Linked DNA regions of Homo sapiens: region 1 is linked to region 2. A link is an interaction called in ENCODE POLR2A ChIA-PET data of the cell type or tissue named here. Cell type or tissue: GM12878. All regions are shown on one strand. Links, peaks and the distances in the headings refer to the core of each region. The heading gives the core; the rest is flanking DNA. Region 1 has its middle 52 kb from the start of SNORD111. Region 2 overlaps ST3GAL2 (ST3 beta-galactoside alpha-2,3-sialyltransferase 2).

What was found. ChIA-PET counts read pairs that join two places held together with the same protein. Peaks named below come from ENCODE experiments on the same cell type or tissue, not always from the same donor. Only the 100,000 strongest peaks of a DNase experiment are listed, where the experiment ranks them.
Region 1: POLR2A ChIA-PET joins it to region 2 with 5 read pairs; 3 of 35 experiments call an interaction of 5 or more read pairs at or near these places.

The regions. Positions count from the first base shown.
Region 1 is chr16:70,586,037-70,594,361 of GRCh38, forward strand. It overlaps a transcript of IL34 not described here. Among named protein-coding and RNA genes, the nearest start is that of SNORD111, 52 kb to the left of the region's middle. In GM12878, for the core only: no CTCF peak of the experiment used is centred there; no DNase peak of the experiment used is centred there.
Region 2 is chr16:70,426,810-70,435,134 of GRCh38, forward strand. All of the region lies in intron 1 of ST3GAL2 (ST3 beta-galactoside alpha-2,3-sialyltransferase 2), which reads right to left. LOC124903707 (a long non-coding RNA gene) reads left to right here. Exons shown (of 3, transcript XR_007065103.1): 3 at 64-101. Among named protein-coding and RNA genes, the nearest start is that of ST3GAL2, 8.1 kb to the right of the region's middle. RefSeq lists enhancers at 1,059-1,750, 1,328-1,587, 1,751-2,440, 2,558-2,647, 3,825-4,516 and 2 more. In GM12878, for the core only: no CTCF peak of the experiment used is centred there; DNase peaks (open chromatin) are centred at 1,452, 3,212, 4,132, 4,682 and 2 weaker places; H3K4me3 peaks cover 6,018 bases; H3K27ac peaks cover 7,087 bases.

The DNA.
Region 1 (8,325 bases), core at 148-8,147, 160 kb after region 2:
TTAGCCAGGATGGTCTCGATCTCCTGACTTCGTGATCTGCCTGCTTTGGCCTCCCAAAGTGCTGGGATTACAGGCATGAGCCACCGCCCCCAGCCCTGGCCTCCTTGTTTTTAAGACTGAATGAAACCCTATTGTATGTATATACACCATATTTTGTTTATCTATTTACCTGTCAACAGATACTTGGGTTGCTTCCATCTCTTAGCTATTGCGAATAACGCTTCTACAAACATGGGTGTACAAAAATCCCTTCAAGGCCTGGCCTGGTGGCTCACATCTGTAATCCAGCACTTTGGGAAGCCAAGACGGATCACTTGAGTCCAGGAGTTGGAGATCAGCCTGGGCAACATGGAAAGACTTCGTCTATACAAAAGATAACTGGTGGTGTGTGTGCCTGTAGTTCCAGCTACTTGGGAGGCTGAGGTGGGAGGATTGCTTGAGCCCTGGAGGTTGAGGCTGCAGTGAGCTGTGTTCGCGCCACTGCACTCCAGCCTGGGTGACAGAGCAAGACCCAGCCTCAAACCAAACCAAACAAAAACAAATGTGTTACCACTCAGAGGAGCCTTAGTCCTAAGGCTCTGCCAACCCCTCCCGTGGTGAGGGGCAGAGTGGCGTGGGGTAGATGTGGGGTAGAGAGAAATGGCAGGCACCGTCCTGGACCTGTCCTCCAGCCTGGCATTGCACATCTGCTGCTCACTGAACGCTCACAGCTCCTTGCAAGGTGCAACTGAGTCTCCCCCATTTTACAGATGAAGAAATCGAGGTACAGGGAAGTCTCCCAGCTTGCCCACGGTCACGCAGGCGGGAGGTGGCAGTGATGAGATGTGACCCCAGATGGGCTGTGCCCTGATTCACCTGTGGCGGCCACCTGGTTTGGTCACCTTGCTGGAGGGCCCCCTGCTTTCCTGCAAGATAATCCAAGATGTTGCGGGCTCATTTGGGGGCTGCCGAGCTAGCCCTGGGGCCCTGCTCCTGCCTGCGTGAGATGGAGGCCCCTCCCAGAATGCTAGCTAGTGTCAGGGTCAAGTAGGTCAGGGGGATCCAGGGGCTGGGGTTAGTCTTGCAACTCTCAGGGGTGGTCTCCTTTGGAGTCACTGCCTCCTCCCTAGCCAGGCCCTGGGTGGAGATCAATGCTGGAGGCCCTAGGGTGGCCACTGAGCCACCCTAGTGACACAGCGAGGATTTGTGGGGATGGGGGCTGCTGAGAGCACCACACAGCCGCAGACAGCGCTGAGTTTTGCTTTTTTTTTTGAGACAGAGTCTCACTCTGTTGCCCAGGCTGGAGTGCAGTGGCACAATCTGAGCTCACTGCAAGCTCCGCCTCCCGGGTTCACGCCATTCTCCTGCCTCAGCCTCCCGAGTAGCTGGGACTACAGACGCCCGCCACCACGCCCAGCTAATTTTTTATATTTTTTTAGTAGAGACGGGGTTTCACCGTTTTAGCCAGGATGATCTTGATCTTCTGACCTCATGATCCGCCCGCCTCGGCGTCCCAAAGGGCTGGGATTACAGGTGTGAGCCACCGCGCCCCGCTGACAGTGCTGAGTTTGAATCCCAGCTCTGCCACCTGCCGCCTATAGGACCTTGGCAGAGTCACCATGCCTCTCCAGTCCTACTTTCCTAAGCTTAAAATGGGGAAAAATACACAATCTGCCTACAATACACTACCCCACACCCTTCAGGATGGCTGCTATCAAAAAAAAAAAGAAAGAAAGAAAATAGCCGGGCGCAGCGGCTCATGCCTGTAATCTCAGCACTTTGGGAGGCCGAGGCGAGCAGATCACTTGAGGCCAAGAGTTTGAGACCAGCCTGGCAAACAGGGTGAGATCCTGGCTCCACTAAAAATACAAAAATTAGCGGGCTGTGGTGGCACACGCCTGTAGTCCCAGTTACTCAGGAGGCTGAGGAATGAGAATCACTTGAACCCAGGAGGCGGAGGTCTCAGTGAGCAGAGGTCGCGCCACTGCACTCTAGCCTGGGTGACAGAGTGAGACCCTGTCTCAGAAACAAACAGAAAACAATATGTGTTGGTGGGATGTGGAGGAACTGGCACCTTGAGCACAGTTGGTGGGGATGTTAACTGGTGCAGCTGCTGTGGAAACTAGTTTAACTGGTGCAGCTGCTGTGGAAACTAGTTTAGTGGTTCCTGAAAAAATTAACAAGTAGAGGCCGGGTGCGGTGGCTCATGCGTGTAATCCCAGCACTTTGGGAGGCTGAGGTGGGTGGATCACCTGAAGGTCAGGAGTTCAAGACCCAAGACCAGCCTGGCCAACATGGCAAAACCCCATATCTACTAAAAATACAAAAATTAGCCAGGCGTGGTGGCACATGTCTGTAATCCCAGTTACTCGGGAGGCTGAGGCAGGAGAATCACTTGAACCTGGGAGGTGGAGGTTGCATTGAGCTGAGATCACGCCATTTCACTCCAAGCCTGGGCAACAAGAGTGAAACTTCATTTCAAAAAAAAAAAACATTAAAAATAGAATCACCATACAATCCAGCAATCCCACTTCTGGATATATACCAAAAAGAACTAAAAGCAGAGTCTCAAAGAGATATTTGCCCACCCATGTTCATAGCAGCATCAATCGTAGCTAAAAGGTAAAAGCAATTCAAGTGTTCATCAACAGATGAATGGAAAAACAAAATGTGCCGTAAATATACACAATGTGGTATGATTCAGCCTTACAAAGGAAGGGAATTCTGACACATGCTACAACGTGAATGAACTTTGAGGAAATCAAGTGAAATTAGCCAGGCACAAAAGATAAATACTGTATGATTCTACTTATGTAACGGAGCCAGAGTAGCCAGGTTCATAGAAACAGAAAGTACAATGTTTCTATGGTGGTTGCCAGGGGCTGGGGGTGGGGAAGGAGGAATGGATATAAAGTTTTGGTTTTATAAGATGAAAAGTTCTGGAAATGGATGGTGGTGATGGTAACACAATAATATAAATGTATTTAATGCCACTGGGAAAAAAATGCTAGCTGAGAGCGGTGGCAAAAATGCTAGCTGAGCGTGGTGGCGGGCACCAGTAATCCCAGCTACTCAGGAGGCTGAGGCAGGAGAATCGCTTGAACCCGGGAGGTGGAGGTTGCAGTGAGCCAAGGTCACGCCATTGCACTCCAGTCTGGGGAACATAGTGAGACTCTGTCACACACACAAAAAATAATAATAAGAAAAGAAAAAAATGGTTAAAATGGTTAATTTTTTTTTAACTTTTGTTTTAGATTCGGGGGTACATGTGCAGGTTTGTTACACAGGCAAACTCATGGGGGTTTGTTGTATTTCATCACCCAGGAATTAAGCCCAGTACCCAATAGTTATCTTTTCTGTTCCTCTCCCTCCTCCCACCCTCCACCTTCAGATAGACCCCAGTGTCTGTTGTCCCCTCTATGTGTCCCTGAGTTCTCATCATTTAGCTCCCACTTATAAGTGAGAAAGTGCAGTATTTGGTTTTCTGCTCTGTGCTACTTTGCTGAGGATAATGGCCTCCAGCTCCATCCATGTTCCCATAAAAGACATGATCTCATTCTTTTTTATAGATGTGGTACATTTCACCTTATGTGTTTTTTTACCATGATTTTTTTTTTTTTTTTTGAGACAGAGTTTTGCTCTTGTTACCCAGGGTGGAGTCCAGTGGTATGACCTCAGTTCACCGCAACTTCAGCCTCCTGGGTTCAAGTGATTCTCTTGCCTCAGCCTCCCAAGTAGCTGGGATTACAGGTGCCCGCCACCACGCCCAGCTATTTTTTGTATTTTTAGTAGAGATGGGGTTTCACCATGTTGGCCAGGCTGGTCTTGAACTCCTGACCTCAAATGATCCGCCTGCCTCGGCCTCCCAGAGTGTTGGGATTACAGGCGTGAGCCACTGCACCCGGCCTTACCATGATTTTTAAAAACAAACGAAAAAATAGTAGATCCTTTACAGGGTTCGTGAGGACAGGATGAGGCAACGCATGTGAACTGTGTTATTAGCCTCAGGTCTGTGGGAATACAAGGCTTTCTGCCTTCGGGGAGGTGTTGCTGGAGAGATGGACAGACCCACCCAGGGGAGGGGCGTCTGTGTCCCTGTGGAAGTCATTACTCCATTCAGCAGAAGCTGCTCACGGCGGGAGAGGGCTGGGGTTCAGGGAATCCTTCCTGGAGCCGTGATGGGGCCCTGCTTGGGGGATTCCTAGCATGTGTGGGATGGGCAGATTCCAGACATTGGAAAGTCCCTGGCAGAAAAATCACTCCCACTAAGGGGCAGTTGTAGGGAAGAGATTTGGGCTCACGCTAGAGAACTCATGATCAGAGATGTCTGCATGAGGAACAGAGGCTGCTTTGTGGATTGGGGAGCTCCCCATTAGCGGAGGCAGGTAAGGAGGTGCCTGTGCGAGGTGGGGGTGGAGCCAAGGCTGTGTACCTCCGACGCTGTGCACCTCTCTGATGGGACCCAGTCCAGACAAAAATTGTATATAACAAACCCTTGTAAAGGTGGTGCTCGGGTCAGAGGGAGGGGGCAGCCGGGTGGGAAGGCTTGTCCCAGGTCTAGCCCAATAGTGCGGAAGTAGCTGGTGCTGTTTTCACTGGGCCAGGTGCTGTGTTAAGCTGAACAGGCTTGATCTCAAATCCTCACCATAGCCCTGTGCGGTAGGGGCTGTCAACACCTGGGAACCAAGGCTCAGAGGTTAAGTCACCTGCCCAAGGTTAGCCAGCAGCTGGCGTTGCTGGGATTCGAACCCAGGCAGTCCGGCTTGAGCCCTCCATCCTGGGTGGAAGTCTCCCAAACCCGTCCCCCCGCAAGCTGGCCTCTCCCTGCCCCCGCCCCTGGCAGTCAGTTCCTGGGGTCAGGGGTGCCCTGCCACCCCCACAGTACAGATGTAGCTGCTGTGCCCTCCCCGTCGTCAGTGCGCTGCCCCTCCCTCTGGCTGCCTTCACACTGTCAGCGCTGGCTGCTCTGTGCAGTCAGACCCGGCCCCGGCCCCAGCCTGCTCGGGTCTCCGGGGTCTCAGGACAGCACTGTGGGGACCATGCCAAGCGAGACTGGGAGAGCCAGGCTCCGTGTCACTCAGTGCCTTCCTTCTCCTGCCATTCAACGAGACACTCCTAATAACTCTCTTGCAGGCCTCTAAGTCTGTCCCATAGCTGTTGAGCTGATTTTGCCTTTTGTGCAACTGTGTTTTCCAACTCAGCTCTCTGGGTGCCAAGACCTTGTCCACATGATTCAATCTGTCCAACTCCAACCTGGCCCCTGATAGGCCATAAATACCATTCCTGATGGCAGTGATCCAGTGCCCTCCTTTGTCCCCAGAGCTGAGGCAGGATGACCACCACGCTTATAGCTAGGACAGAGGGTGACTCTGGCAGGGACAGCAGTTTATCCAGAATGACCCAGTTAGCCGGGCGTGGTGGCACGTACCTGTAGTCCCAGCTACTCAGGAGGCTGAGGTGGGAGGATCGCATGAACCCAGGAGGTCGAGGCTTCAGTTAGCCATGATCACACCATTGTACTCCAGCCTGAGTAGTGGAGTGAGATCCTGTCTCTTAAAAAAAAAAAAAAAAAAAGAATGGCCCTCACCGTCCTCCCACCCTGCCCCTGTTAGCTTGCCTGGCAGTCACCTTGTATGGAGGCACAGGGAGCTGTCATTTACCTCTGTGCCAGGCAGGGTGCTCAGCCCTATACAGGCACCATCTCCCCGGATTCTTACAGGGCCCAGCTGGTGACGTGCAGCTGATATTCCCATACTGCAGATGAGGAAACTGAGGATCAGAGAGGTTAAGTCATGCCTAGGAGCCTGGCTTCTCCCTTCCCCCTGCTGTTGCCCTGAGGCTCGGTGCTGGGGCTGGGCTGGGGCCAGGCTGGGGCCAACGGCAGTGGTGTTTGTGCTCCTTGCTGCTTGGAGGAGCAAAGTGCATTTGATCTTTCTCTTCTCACCACTGTCCTGGGTGGGGGCCCTGGTAGTACTAGGTAGTGATGAAGAAGCTGCTTAGGGTCTCCTCCAGGGTTCCACAGTGGGAAGGGGCATGGGGGCGGCGGGGAGGTGGTGGTCCTTCTACTCCCCCCACCACCTGCTCCAGGTTCATTCTTGTCTCTACCATACTGGGTCACTCCATAGCCCTCCTCCTGGCTTCCCAGGCCCCACTAAAGCCATACAATGCATAAAGGCCAGCAGACCTGCTGGCCCGGCTGAGGCTGGGCTGGGGCCAGGCACTTTCCAGTGTCTTGTCACAGGCAGGAAACCTTTGTTGGATGATGTCACTGGAGCGGGTGCCTCCTGTTCTACTCGCCCTCGTTCTTCTCCCCAGTGCACCCCACCCTGACCGCCTCCTGAGGTGTAATAGAAGGCCCCTCCTCTCTCTGCCCATGAGAATCAGGTAGCAACATAACTTTTGACTCTCATGCTGCTGTGGGTTCTGGGACCCTTAACCCAACCCTGGAAGGTGTGGCTGTAATCCCCAGAGGAGGAAGCTTGGCAGGCTCAGGGTTCTGAGACTTGAATCCTGGGCTGTCTGCCTGCAAAGCCTATACCAGTTGCTGAATAATTATTTTAAAAATAGCTTTTAAACTTCCTTAAAAAAAATCAGTAGACTTTTACAAAGCAGTTTTATTTATTTATTTATTGGTTTATTTTTTCTTTTTCTTTTTTTGAGATGGAGTCTCACTCTGTCGTCCAGGCTGGAGTACAGTGGCGCGATCTGGGCTCACTGCAGCCTCTGCCTCCTGGGTGCAAGCGATTCTCCTGCCTCAGCCTCCTGAGTAGCTGGGATTACAGGCACATGCCACCATGCCCAGCTAATTTTTGTATTTTTAGTAGAGACGGGGTTTCAGCATGTTGGTCAGGCTGGTCTTGAACTCCTGACTTAATGATCTGCCCGCCTCGGCCTCCCAAAGTACTGGGATTACAGGCGTGAGCCACCGTGCCGGCCCTATTTTTTAAATTTTTCTTAAAAACACAGTTTTATTCTTTTTCTTTTTTTAATAAATAGAGACGGGGTTTCACCATATTGGCCAGGCTGGTCTCGAACTGCTGGCCTCAGGCGATCCTCCTGTGTCAGCCCCCTAAAGTGCTGGGATTACAGGCATGAGCTACTGCGCCTGGCCCTATTGTCCATTTTTTAACTGGGTTGTTTGTTTTCTTATTGTTGAGTTTTAAGAGTTCTTTGTATATTTTAGATACAAGGTCTTTATCAATATGTCTTTTGCAAATATTTTATCATTTTTCCTAGCAATAGTGTCTTTTGCAGAGCAGAAGCTTTTAATTTTAATAAAGTCTAATGTCAATTTTTTATTTCAAGGATCGTGCTTTTGATATATAGAAAAACATCACCAAACCCAAGATCAGCTAGATTTTCTTCCTATGTTATCTTCTAGAAGTTTTATAGTTTTGCATTTTATGTTTAGGTTCAAGTTTCATTTTGAATAAATTTTTGTGAAAGGTCTAAGGTCTAAGGTCAGACCTTAGAATCAAGATTTCTTAGTACCTAGTTTGTTGTTGTTGTTGTTATTTTTTGAGACAGGATCTCACTCTGTTGTCAAGGCTGGAGTGCAGTGGCATGATTGTGGCTCATAGCAGTCTTGAACTCTGGGCTCAAGTGATCCTCCCACCTCAGCCTCCCGAGTAGCTGGGACTACAGGTGCATGCCACCATGCTGGGCTATTTTTTTTGTATTTTTTCTTTTTTTGTGGTGATGGGGTCTTGCTGTGTTGCCCAGCCTGATCTCAGACTCCTGCCCTCAAGCAATCCTCCTGCTTTAGCTTCTTGGAGCACTAGGATCAGAGGTGTGAGCTAGTGTACCTGGCAATATCTAGATTTTTTTCTTGCAGGTGGATGATCAATCATTCCAGCACCATTTGTTGGAAAGACTATCCTTTTTCCATTGAATTGCCTTTGCTCCTTTGTCAAAGATCAGTTGACTATATTTGTGTGAGTCTATTCTTGGTTCCCTATTGTTCCACTGATCTATTTGTCTGTTCTTTCACCAATACCACACTATCTTGATTGCTATAGCTTTAAGTAAGTCTTGAAGTCAGGGAGTGTCAGTTCTCTAATTCCATTCTTCTTTTTTGTGTTGTCCTTCTAGGTCTTTTGCTACTCTGTGTAAACTTTAGAATCAACTTGTAGATATTACAAAATAACTTTCTGGGATTTTTATTGTGTTGCATTGAATCTACAAAGTTGGGGAGAACAACCATCTTAACAATATTGAATCATCCTATCCATGAACATGGAATATCTCTCCATTTATTTAGATCTTTGCTTTCTTTCATCAGGGTTGTATAGTACTCCTCATACAGATCTTGTACATATTTTGTTAGATTTATAGTGAAGAATTTTA
Region 2 (8,325 bases), core at 198-8,197:
CAAAAGTGTATTTCAACCTTTAAGAATTATCTCTGGATTTTCTCTCTTTCTTTTTTGACAAAGGGTCTCGCTCTGTCGCTCAGGCTGGAGTGCAGTGGCGCAAAAATGGTTCACTGCAGTCTTGACCTCCCAGGCTCCAGCAATCCTCCCACCTCAGCCTCCCGAGTAGCCGGGACCACAGGTATGTACCACCATTCCCAGCTACTTTTTAAAATACTTTTTACCGACATGGTCTCCCTATGTTTCCCAGGCTGGTCTCGAACTCCTGGGCTTAGGCAATCCTCTTACCTCAGCATCCCAAAGTGCTGAGATTACAGACACAAGCCACCATACCTGAGCATCTCTGGCTTTTCAAATGGTGACAGTCACGCCCCTGAACACCAGACCCATCTATCCCACTAATTTCTGGATGCTATCCTTTAGACAGTATACCTTAGTAGAGGTATCCAAAAAGTATCTCAAACTCAACTTGCCCCAAACCAAACCCATGCATAATCCAAGCCCCTCAAGCCCCTCAAACCCAGTCTTCTTTTTTTTTTTTTTTTTTGAGACTGAATCTCACTCTGTCGCCCAGGCTGGAGTGCAGTGGTGCGATCTCGGCTCACTGCAACCTCCACCTCCTGGGTTCAAGCCATTCTCCTGCCTCAGCCTCCCAAGTAGCTGGGACTACAGGCCCCCGCCACCATGCCTGGCTAATTTTTGTATTTTTAGTAGAGATGGGGTTTCACCGTGTTAGCCAGGATGGTCTCGATCTCCTGACCTCGTGATCCGCCCGCCTCAGCCTCCCAAAGTGCTGGGATTACAGGCGTGAGCCACTGCGCCTGGCCAAACCCAGTATTCTTTCTGTATTCCCAATTTCTGGGAAAGGAACCCCCATCCATCTAAGCCTGAAATGTAAGAGTCATATGTGAGCCCTCCTTCCTCAACCTCTCACAGCCAATCTATTACAAATCTCAACTAATTTTTACCACTGAAATGTCTCTCAGATCTATTTCTCGCTCTGTCTACAACCATCACTCCATCCAAGGAAATGTCATTCTTCACCTCCAGCAGTCCTAACCACTTAAGCCCCAGATCTACTAAACGGACCCCCTTCAACTCCTTCTTCATAGGGTAGCCAAAGTGGTCTTCACATAAGCAAATCTCATTAGATCCCCATCTCTAATTCCTCTCATCACAACAGCCAGACCTCCCAATGCTCTGGGGTAAAGGCGGAACTCCCCAAAGGCCCCAGGTCTGGCTGGCTGGGCTGCAGGATAACCCTGACACCAAAATGGAACGGAAAGGTCTGGAAGTCACTGCTCTGTCCACAGCCCTGGCACCACTCCTGGGGAGGCTTCAAACTCCTGAGTCAGGCTCAGAATGAGCTCAGTCTTGCCAGGTTTGTCCCCTCCCCCAGTGCACAGCTGACCGCAGATGGGAAAGGGAGCTGGTGGCCAGGCAGGGGAAACCCAGCTGGGCCGAAGCCAGGGGCTGTGTATTTCAGGAGGAGGTGACAGAGCGGCAGCAGCACCAACTCAACTGTCAGTATCTGTGGGGCCAGCTAAGAGAAGGCAGCTATCTGGGATTACAAAACTCAAGGAGTCTATCTCTTCCCTCTTATCAGACTGACCTTTGGCAGCCTTGCAGCCTGTGAACAAACTGCCATTAACAACCCCTCCCCCGCTTCCTGTAAGCACAATTCTTTGTGACCAGCCCAGGACAGCCAGAGGCTGCCAGAAAGCCTGCCCCTTCCTCCCTGCTAGGGTGGGGCTTGGGGCCCATCTCTCCCCAGACCCCTCTATCCTATCCCTCCCTCTTGGACACAATCCAGGAAACCTTATGCTCTGCTCAAACTGGACTTCTCAAGGTCCCCACACGTCCCCTGCCTTCTCAGTTCAGGCCTTTGTATCTTGGTATGTGTGGCCTTTTCCTCACTACCTTCCTCCTCTTCTCTACAGTGAGATCCTACCCAGCCCCTTCCAAGCGGGTTCTCAACTCCTCACAGATCTGCCACGTGGCTGTGCGGCTGACCCAGCGCCTCCCAGATCAGTCTGATTCCACCTCCCACCCTGGCTTTGGGGAAAAACCTGGCTAGAGCAGAGCACAGGATGTAAAAGGGTGGGGGAGAACTTGGCAAATAAAAAAATGGGAATCCTATTAACAGTCACCCCAGGGCCTAAATGGTGGCCAGAGTAAGAAGGGAGGAAAGAGACCAGATGGAGTTTTCTGCCTGAATCCAGGACAGAGCAGGAGTTGGAAGTGGGGGTGAGGAACTACTGGATGCAGGGGAACTGAGCACAGCCCCCTCAGCTGCAGGAGCCTGAGTTGTCCAGGGAGATGCCAGAGCAGGCTGGCTGCTGCTTAACGCATCCAAACAGGTTAGGAGAAAGTTCAAGCCAATTCCCACAGACATCTGGCCCTTATGATGGCCTCCTGGGCCCCCAGTACTACCTCCCCACTCAGGCTGTGGCGGGCTTCTGTCAATCAGGTTGACCAGATGGCTGAAGAATGAATCCCTGAGGCCGGGTAAGGTGGCTCAAGCCTGTAATCCCAGCACTTTGGGAGGCTGAGGTGGGCAGATCACGAGGTCAGGAGATCGAGACCATCCTGGCTAACACGGTGAAACACCGTCTCTACTAAAAATACAAAAAATTAGCCGGGCGTAGTGGCAGATGCCTGTAGTCCCAGCTAGCAGGCTGAGGCAGGAGAATGGCATGAACCCGGGAGGCGGAGCTTGCAGTGAGCCGAGATCGCGCCACTGCACTCCAGCCTGGGCAACAGAGCAAGACTCTGTCTCAAAAAAAAAAAAAAAAAAAAGAGTGAATCCCTGAGCAGGGCTTTAAATTCTTTTTTTTTTTTTTTTTTTTGAGACAGAGTTTCGCTCTTATTGCCCAGGCTGGAGTGAAATGGGGTGATCACGGCTCACTGTAACCTCCACCTCCCAGGTTCAAGTGATTCTCCTGCCTCAGCCTCCCCAGTAGCTGGGATTACAGGCGCCCTCCACCACACCCGGCTAATTTTTTGTATTGTTAGTAGAGATAGGGTTTTGCCATATTGGCCAGGCTGGTCTTGAACTCCTGACCTCAGGTGATCTGCCCGCCTTGGCCTCCCAGGCTTAGAGAGGGGTAATGACTTGCCCCGGGTCACACAGCACCAAAACCCTGTGGGTAGCTAAGGCAGCAAGAATCCTATATGCATTCAACCAGACCAAGCCCTAGACTGTGAAAATCAGCTGCACCCTCATGCCCCCTGAGAATAACAAGCTGCTTTCCCTTGAGGACAGCCAAACAGACCTGCCCTGATGCTCCTGGGCCCTCGGCCAGCCCAGGCCTCCACCTGGGCCTCTGGGCTGCCAACAGAGGGCCAGCAGGCCTCACTTTGTCTGCACAGCATTAGTGGCAGGGTATGCCCAGGGATCCAGGCTGGGCAGGAACTGCCAGGACTGGCAGCATGGGTGGAAGACAATGCCCTCTAAAATACCTCAGCCAGGTCTGAAGGGGCTGAGGTATGCAGACAGCTGGGCACTGCCACTTGAGATGAAAACTCACACTCATTCTAGAAGCCTACCCACTGTTGCTTTAAGGACAAGAGTAAATTGCTTTTCAGGCACTGAGGAAAATCCTTCATCAAACAGCCACCACTGTGATCTTGGGCTGCACCTCCTTGACACAAACTATTGACCTGCTTCCCATGCCACAGCCTCTTCCCGTCTAAGGAAGTACCAGTGTTGGCCCCCTTCACGAGGGGAGCCTGAATGGGATCCCCATTCCTCTCCTCACCATCTCCTCCTACCCATGGACCTGGGGTCTCCCCTGAGCCATGCTGGAGGCCCCAGAAACCAGCCAAACACTAAACAGGCCTGGATCCAGGGAAATACTAAGCCCTTTGGGACAGGAAGGAGCAGAGAGAGGGCCAGGCCCCAGAAACTCCCTTGTGGTCTGGCAACCCGAACCCAGGACTCACACTGCTCCCTAGAGCACCCAAGAGAGGTGGGAACCGAGGAGGCCGGGGTTCTCTCCTCTCCCTTTACTTTCCCACACAGCCTCATTCCCTTTGGTTGCTGCCATCTTTTCTTGTGTAGCCTAGGGACTCCACACAGGCCCACAGAAACTTTCACTTCCCCCTGAAACTCAGGTTCCAATTCACTGCCTGCATCAAATCGCTGGTGCTTTGTGTTTAACTGAACTTGGGTAGGAACAAAGGTTGGGGAAACCTGACTTACAGGGCAGGGGAGATTCCATATTCTACTAATGTCCCTTGCAAACAAAAAGGAAGCCTGCAAAGAAGACAGGAAGGAGGGGGCGTGGGGGAGGCAGGCAGCAGGGGGTGGAGAGGTGGGGGTGGCAGGGCGGGGCAATCTCCTGACGTGTGCCTCTCCTCATCTTCCCCTCTTCACTGTCAGCCCTAGTCCCTCTAAGTTCCCTTTAGCCACACAAATATCTTGTTGATTTTTCCACACCAAAGTAGTTCCCTGTAGACCAATTAGCTATTAACATTTGTTGCCAATTTTCTCCCTCCAAAGGCTGCTGACCTGCTGAGGCTGGGGGGCTGCTGCCTGCCCGCAGGGCTAGGACTGCTCAGTCAAGAGAGAAAAGACAGAGCAGGTCCTTGGGTCATGCCGCAACACCTCAGGGTCCCCTCTCTGCCCCTGGGCCCCGCAATGCCACCTCCCAGGAGGACGGGCCCCTTCACCTAGAAACCAATAGCATCAGAAAGAAGAAGCTGGGTTGTTTTCAACATCTGATACCAGAACTATGTGTGTTGTGTTAATTATCACCAACATGCAAATAAAATTTAGCCAGGTGGGAGGATCACTTGAAGCCAGGAGTTCAAGACCAGCCTGGGAAACACAGCAAAACTCCCATCTCTTTAAAAAAAAAAAAAAAAATTGGCCAGGTGCAGTGGCTCACCTCTGTAATCCCAGCACTTTGGGAGGCCGAGGCGGGCAGATCACGAGGTCATGAGATCGAGACCATCCTGGCTAATACAGTGAAACCCCGTCTCTACTAAAAATACAAGAAAATTAGCCAGGCGTGGTGGCGGGTGCCTGTAGTCCCAGCTACTCGGGAGGCTGAGGCAGGAGAATGGCATGAACCCAGGAGGCAGAGCTTGCAGTGAGCCGAGATGGCGCCACTGCACTCCAGCCTGGGCAACAGAGCGAGACTCCGTCTTAAAAAAAATATATATATATATATTTTTTTTTAACTTAGCTGGGCACAAAGTAGTGTACACCTGTAGTTGCTGCAGCTACTCAGGAAGCTGAGGTGGAAGGACCACTTGAGCCCAAGAGTTCAAGGCTGCAGTGAACTATGACAGCACCACTGTATTCCAGCCTGGGTGACACAGCGAGGCCCCATTTAGCATGATTGGTAAAATTTTTAAAAATTACATTTTTTCCTCTAGATTTACCTTGGCCCTTGTTCACCTTATTGTACATGGTAGTATCCACTGCATTAATAGTTGGTAAAACAGCAAACATATTTGAATTGAGGGAAAGTCCTCTTCACTCCAGGAAGATGACCTGCTCTAAGAATCTGCAGGGATAAGGCACCCTTCAGCATAGCTCCTCCTGCCTCCACCCAAGACAACTCTGTTCCCTCCCTCCCACCCATTTCTGCAGCAGGAAACCACCAGGGCTCAGCTAGAAAGCTAGGATTGCCCAAAGCCCAGCCTGTGCCCTGGAACCCTACAAGGTCCACAACGGCAACATGGAAGCCTGACAATATGTTGTAACTACAACAATGATTTATAAATAGCAACAAGAAGTACGCTAAAATGGCTGGTTAGGGACATAGGCAGGGGTCCCTGATGAGCATGGCATAACTGGAGGAAAAAGCCTGATTTCCCCCAGATAGCAGGCAAAGTTCAGACCCCCCTTCTTGCGACATGTCACTTGGAGATGTCTACCCTAATAGCTGAATGAGGACTTATCATTAACAAGCACTCTGAGCAGAGAGGAAGGAAAACTCGGTCTCAGAAAGCAGGGCCAGGCCCTTTAGTTGGTAAGGACTCAGGTGTGTGGGACGGAAGCTGGGACACAGGAACTGAAAGCACAGAAGGGGAAGGAGGAGAAGCCCATCCCGGGCTGCATGTGGAAACAGAAGAGATGCAAAAGCACCCAGCTGGCAGAGAGCCCCAGCTGTGTCCACCACATAGAGAGCCTCTGGGGCTCGGCGGCCCCACCGCCTCAGGGCAAGGCTCCCAACCTCAGGAAGCTCACCAGGATTCCGGGTGTGCGGTCAGCATAAGCACACAGCTCCTCCAAAGCGAGGCCACATCACCTTCTCCTAAACTCTTCCTCCTCCTGACTGCCCCATTTCAGTAAAGGAACCAGCTCTCATCACCAGGCACTGAAACTCCAAGCCCCAGCCCATCAGTGTCTGCTCTGAAGACAGCTACTTTTGCAAGCTCTCTAGACTCCGTCCCCTCTTTTCCACTTCTACTGCCAAGTGCCGGCCTGCATACCTCAATTGGACTCTATCTAGTTCTCCATCTCCTCCCTCCCTCCTCTCCCTGTCCCCTTATGACCCAGCCATACCCTGCTGCCAGTTTGCCCTCGGTCTGCTCAGAAACTAGTCAGACTAAAGCCCCCTGCTTCACCACCTGTCAGTTCAAGTCCTTATCCAGCACCTGTCTGGACAGATTTTTTGCAGTGTGTATTTTCTCTCCTTCTGGAGAGTTTTGCTTTTGGATGCAGGGTTGCGAGGGAACTGCCCAACATGCCACCAGCCCTTCCCTGGCCAAGGAAGGGAACAAGGGAACACGGCCCAGGCTGGGCCAACCAGACACTTCCTCCCTCAGATATGAATCCCAAGCAGTGATGACAAAATGAGTGAGCACAGCTGGAGCAGATGCATCCTGGCAACAGCGGTTCCCTGAAGAGACTGGCCTTTGGTTCCTGCTGCACCCACTCCAAGACCCTGGAGGGGACCTGGGTCCTGAGTCATCACTCTGATTTTATAGTTCCCACAGCTTTCCAAGGAAATGCTTTCCTGCCAAAGGCAGCCAAGTTGCTGCTTGCAACCAAATAGGATTCCTTACTACTTTCTAAATAAATCCCCTATGCTCTAGAAAAAAGGGACAACTCCCTAAATGTGCCTTGTGATAGCCTTTCTTTGTACCTGTTGGCCTGCACACCCCCTCCAGCCCACAGGCACTGCTTGGAAACCTACCCTTAGAGGCCCATCCCAAATGCCTTTTCTGAGCTCCCTATGGGGATGACTTCGACCTCCTTTAACTGGCCACATTTCCACTGTAGATCTATTGGTGGACTCGTCTTATCCCCCTCCCAGGAACAGCAACTTGGACATTACTGTCTCCTCCACAACACTCAGCACAGTTCTCAGCTCAAAAAGACTCAGACTTGGCCAGGCACAGTGTCTCACACCTATAGTCCCAGCAGTTTGGGAGGCCGAGGCAGGCGGATCACGAGGTCAGGAGTTCGAGACCAGCCTGGCCAACATGGCAAAACCCCGTCTCTAGTAACAATACAAAAATTAGCTGGCTGTGGTGGTGCGTGCCTGTAATCCCAGCTACTCGGGAGGCTGAGGCATGAGAGTCGCTTGAACCCAGGAGTCAGAGGTTGCAGTGAGCCGAGATCACACCACTGTACTCCAGCCTGGCAACAGAACGAGACTCCATCTCAAAAACAAAAAAAAAAAAATTCAGACTTTTGGGGGCAGACAACCCCAAAGGACAATTAAGGTTTGTTGAGCACATCAAGGAGCAGGAACTAAGAGCAGGGGCTGTGCATCAGAAAGACATGAGTTTCAACCCCAGATCCTCCTGCTGTCTGTTTGGGCACATCTGGTAAGTTCTGTAAGTCTCAGTTCTTCATCTACAAAGCAGCGGCAACAACACCCACCTTGCAGTGCTGCTGTGAGGATTCACTAACACCTGAGAGCATCTAGCACCATGCCTGGCTGGCAGCAAGCACTCAATGAACAGCAGCCATAATTCAGGCTATTAGCAGCAACTGGTTTAGCAGCCACTCCGTTGGCACTGGAATCAGGAGTCCCAGGGCCACTGTGTGACCCACAGTGTATCTCTGGGTTCCTCAGTAACCCTACCTGGGTCTGTATCTGCCTTATAAATGTTCCACTGACCTGTAAAACAACAGTTGGAAAATGCTTTGCAAAGCACAATGTAAGTGATGCCTCCTGCATTTCTAAATTTCAAAGACTCCCAGGTATCCTGTCCAGTGTGCAGCCATGGCAGGACTTTACTTGGCAGGCACCCCAACCCACTTGGTTGGGGAAACAGGCACAGGCCAGACGAGGGCCCGGTTCAGCAATTTGCTTCGATATCTTCACACAGCCACCCTTTTCCAAAGCCATGGCTCCT